Linked DNA regions of Homo sapiens: region 2 is linked to region 1. Evidence: chromatin loops called from intact Hi-C (ENCODE). Cell type or tissue: B cell. All regions are shown on one strand.

What was found. Peaks named below come from ENCODE experiments on the same cell type or tissue, not always from the same donor. Only the 100,000 strongest peaks of a DNase experiment are listed, where the experiment ranks them.
Region 2: it touches region 1 in a loop (13-fold over the local background); 10 of 110 quality-filtered maps call a loop at or near these places.

The regions. Positions count from the first base shown.
Region 1 is chr1:58,514,705-58,517,204 of GRCh38, reverse strand. The region is part of intron 7 of OMA1 (OMA1 zinc metallopeptidase); the gene reads left to right. It also overlaps a transcript of DAB1 not described here. Among named protein-coding and RNA genes, the nearest start is that of OMA1, 31 kb to the left of the region's middle. In B cell, a CTCF peak has its summit at 1,216 (motif pointing left); a DNase peak (open chromatin) is centred at 1,184; H3K27ac peaks cover 801 bases.
Region 2 is chr1:59,946,368-59,948,867 of GRCh38, reverse strand. It overlaps a transcript of CYP2J2 not described here. Among named protein-coding and RNA genes, the nearest start is that of CYP2J2, 21 kb to the right of the region's middle. In B cell, CTCF peaks have their summits at 1,160 and 1,360 (motif pointing right); a DNase peak (open chromatin) is centred at 1,357; H3K27me3 peaks cover 513 bases.

The DNA.
Region 1 (2,500 bases):
ATGTGTGTTTGAGCTCTTGTCTCCTCCACATGACTGTAGCAAATCACTTAACCTCTTCAAATCTGTTTTGTAGTCTGACTAGTGAGAATCATGATAGTACTTCCATCAAAGAGTTATTTTGGGTATCCTGGACTTGATTCTTATTTGTGGCTTGTATCCTTTTTTTGGACCTTGATGCATCAGACTCCCTTGACTTCTTGCCATTGTAGCATTCAAATCATGTCAACATAATCCTCCTTTTCCTAATTCTCTCCTTCCTAGGCAACCTTCTGATTACAGCCTGGCTTCCTCTGTAGCATGCCTAAAAGGGAGAGAAAGTCCTGACCCAAGGACATAGATGCATGTGCTCTTGCTGGTTTGGGCAGCTGTAGTTATCTCTGTAAATTAAGAAGTTGGCATTCTGATTTTATGTCAATCTTGTGAGCTTGGTTACTGGGAACTATTTCTGAGAGATGGTTCTATTGGTCATATGCAGTCCCATTGGATTTATGAGGTTTCAACGTGCAAAATTCACAAAAACGATGTTACTCATGAAGCCTCTTTCAAAGTAGGCAGCCCACTTTCCCTAGGGTTCTCTGCTGCTCCTCTGCTACTGGCTATGAGTGATTTTATTGTGCAAATTTATGTTTTTATAGGAGTTCTTTTAATTTTTCATTTGGAAGGCATTTGTCGTTATATAAATTATCAGAATGATTAATATAGAATTAATAATCACTGGTAAGACCAACATGTAAATTAAGCATAGAATAACAAGCTGTTCAGTCTTCAGCTGACAAAAGAGGTCCTGTTAAGTATTTGATCTTTTGGGGTATGAATATTCATTTGTCACTGTAAAGAGCTTTTGACACTTTGCAGTCATTATAGAAATGACTTTTTAAAAATTTCACAAGCAACTAAACTATCAGTTTTAATTTTTTCGTAACAGTTTCTTAAGTTTGGAAAAGAAAACTGATATTCTTTTAGTGGTTCTGAACTGGGCTAGCCTTCTAGGATGACATGGTGTATGATTGTTTTTGATTGTCATAGTTATTGGGGAAGTGGGGGGAATTATTGATGTTTAATGTGAGGGAAAAGGGGATAATAAATATCCTATAGTGGCCTGGAAAGCACTCACTGGGAGTAATCCCCAAAGCCTGTTAAGTGGCCCTTTTGGGAAACGTGGCCTGCTAGTTTCCTCAAGTAACCTGAGATAACTGTGCCAATAGCACCATCTAGTGAGGGCATTAGGTAATAAGCAAAATCTATTTTTCATCACAGAAATGAGAAAATTTCAAATTCTAAACTTTATTTAAAATAGTACCTTGTAGAATCATAGACTTTTAGAGCAGGAAAGAAAATTGGAGCTAATTTAATCTACCTTCTCATTTTACAGATAAGAAAACCAGAGTCTAAAGATGTAAAGTGATTTATCTAATAACCTATACCTAGTTAGTAGGAAGACCCTTAGTTCTTATTTTTCAGGTTAGTATTCTGAGCTTTCATCACAGCAAAGTATCTTTGCGTTTTATTTGGGTTACTGTTTTAGGTTCTTTGCTTAATGATTCTTTTAAGAAAGAAAAGAATCAGTAAGTAAGGAGACCATCTTATTTAATAGGTATGTTGTAAAGTAACTTTCATAATGCATACATTATTTGGAACTTAATTTTATCACCCAGAAAAATGAGACAGGCTTGTGTGTATTCATCTGATTTTTCATTGCTATGATTTCAGCTGTTGAGTCTTATGATAAAACTTTACCTAAGATAGAGGGAAAAAAGTAACATGAAAATTTATTAAAACTTAATTTATTATATTGATTGGTGAAATGACCTGCTGGCAATCAAAAGATGCAGAAAATTGAGCAAAAAATTAAGATTAAATGACCAACATATGTCTTTCATTTTTATGTTGGAGCACATGAAGTATTTTTGATAAGTTTTCTCTTGGTGTGAGGGATTGGCAAATGCTGAGAATGGCTTAGCTGAAATTATCTCAAGATTATGTTGCATTTAGTTGGAAAAGAGCAATTTTAAATTATTTCCTGGAAAAATGTTGTTTAGAGAATAAGTGGGTTACAAAATAAAATGAGCTTTAAGAAGTGATGCCATCAGCAATATTGGAAAATGATGAACCTGTGGAGGTATGTGAGACTGAAATGAACTAGTTTCTGGTAGATGATGACAATGATGATTGTAGTGTATAATAATCAATAACATTTTTAATGTGCTGGGCACTGTCCTGAGTGTATTACATGTATTTATTCTTTTGATCTTCATAACAACCCTGTGAGGTATAGGTAAACCTGAGGGATGGAGGAGTTAAGTAACTTGGCAAAGCTCTCATAGACAGTAAGGTTTCCCTCTCCCAAAGTGGAGGTACATTCATTTCTGAAAGGGAACTTTCCATCTTATATTTGCCTGCTGGAAACAATTTTGGTTTTCTGCAGTATTGCTTCTAAAATAATGATCATTTTTATATCTGTTTTGGTCCCTTTACATCTTATAACAGCCTCAGTGTATTT
Region 2 (2,500 bases), 1.4 Mb before region 1:
AGTCAGTATTTTCCAAAATGGGTTTGCATTTGCACCAAGGGTTGCACTACATTCTCCATCAGGATGCTGAAAAAAAATTTTGATAATGATAATATTGCTACAGCAGTCCTTTAAATGAAATACCCAAATAAACTGAAGGTAGAACAACACAGGGTTTAACTGAGGTTTTCAAAAATAATCAAATGCATCCAATTGCATTGCTGTCATCAAAAATATGATTATTAGTGCAATAAGGTAGTGTATACTGTTAATATTAGGTTGGTGCAAAAGTAATTGTGGTTTTTGCCATTATGGCAAAACCTTTTGCACCAATCTAATAACAATATGAGTATTAATATTTTTCTATCTTAATTTTTAATTTTTATTTTTGTATGTTTTATAACATAAATAATTTATGACCATAGTAGTACAGTTATATGATTTATAAATGCCTAAATAAGTTTATGTTGTTGGTGCATGCTGCAAAGTATTTTACTAATAGATGTGCATACTCAAAACATCTGAAGGCCACTCTGGCAAGTGATGGACAGCCATCAGGGGATTTCATATAAAACAGTCTCTTACTGTGAGTTTTTGGACATACCATTCTCATAACTGTTTAGAGAATAATTGAGGGAGAAAAGAATGGATGCAAGGAGACCACTTAAGAATAGTCAAGGTGGGAAATAAGGGTGCCAGATTAGGTGGTTTTGATTATTTAAACCTCTTGAAATAAAATGCAATTAAGACTATGTTAAAGCAAAGGGCACCAACTTTCTAGTGGGCACCAACTTTCACTAGAAAAATGAAGATTCTCCATTTTCATCCTGACAGAGAATCCTGTGCAACCCCTGGTGCAAATGCAAATCCACCTAATCTTAGGGGTCTGGGAGATGCAAAACCGAAAGAACCATTGCATTCTTCCCAAAATGACTCAGGCTCTTAGTGGCAGAGACACAAGGGTTACAGATAATTTTTAAGCTAAGTTTTCAAATATTATGGATACTTCTTCCAGTAGAAAGGGATGCATAGGGCATTCCAGCCCACAAGATTATACATGCAGAAGCACAGAGCAATGAGTGTGCCTCCCTCATGGAGGAAATAAAGATGCCCTTAGATGGAGCCAAGGATGGGAAGTTAAGCTGGCCCAGATTATGAACAGCTAGGAATGCTGTGCTTTCTCAGGAATTCACACCTTATCATACAGTCAGTTTAGACAATGAATATTCTCTAGAAGTTTACTGGCGTGATCACTCTCATCGATGGCCTTAGATCTGGAGACATAGTGGTTGGAAAGAAACATGAAAACAGCCAAGCTCTCCTAGCAACTCTGGGAGTTGGCTTACTTCTGTAGTTGCACCTTAAGACCACATGGGGGCGGACTCAACCCATCGCATCCCAGAAGCTCTCTGGCTCAGCTGAGAACGTCAGATTTCACCTAAGCTCTCCAATTAACTGCACTCTTGGGTGCTGTTTTATATTGCCTGTCTTAAGGGGAATGCACTTTTTCTGCAGTTAATGATGCTTTATGGGTTTTCGCCAAATAGTCTTTGGGATTCTCCAGGTCAAATACTAATCTATTCTTTTGGTGTTTTAGTTTTCAAACTACACAGATGACATTCCATGGGATTTGGCAGTGCAGCCACTGACAGACCATGCACTGTTTTGCTTTACAAAATGTAGCACATTGTGTAGCCTAACCTCATACCTCTATGTTGTAGACAAAAAAAAATAAGTCTCAAGGAGGAGCATAGCACAGTGGAGAAATAAAAGTAGCTAGAGAGAACAGCATACAGGTCAGGAGACTGCATGAGTCTGAATCCTGTCTTCATCACTTAATGGATGAATAGTTTGGGGCTATCCTTCACTTCACCCCTATGTCTTCGTTTTCCCATCTTCCTCAAATTAAATTAGTTTTTTTTTTTACAAAATGCTTTTAAAATGCTTCAGAAGTTGCCAGGAATTAATAAGAACTATATGCATTAGGTATTATTATTTCAAAGATTATTATATTTATGCATATATAAGAACTATATGCATTAGGTATTATAATTTCAAAGATTATATCTTCATATTTAGAAATTGTATTGGTGCTATTGTAAATATAAAAGTTATTTTGTTATGTGTAAACTCTAACATTTTTACCTTATGAAATCTAATCTCTTCATCATCTTTTAAAACATTTGACATTCCTTAATGTCTCTTTCAGATTGCTTTATTTTCTGTACTTCTTAGAGTGTGAAGTTTTCCCTTACATTTTGTGTCTCTTGACTCAGTCAACAAATGTTTGCTGAATATTTACTGTGTACCGATCATTGGCGACATAGCAGTGAACAAAACAGACAAAAACCTTTCCCCTCATGGAGCTCACATTCTAGTGTGGGGAGCAGAGGAAGAATAAACTATCAGTGCATGTCATATGCTAAATGAGAATTAATGGTGTAAGAAAAAAATAAAGTAGGAAAGAAAGGAGTTGCAGTTTTACACAGAGTAGTCAGAAAAAATTCTTATTGAGGTGATA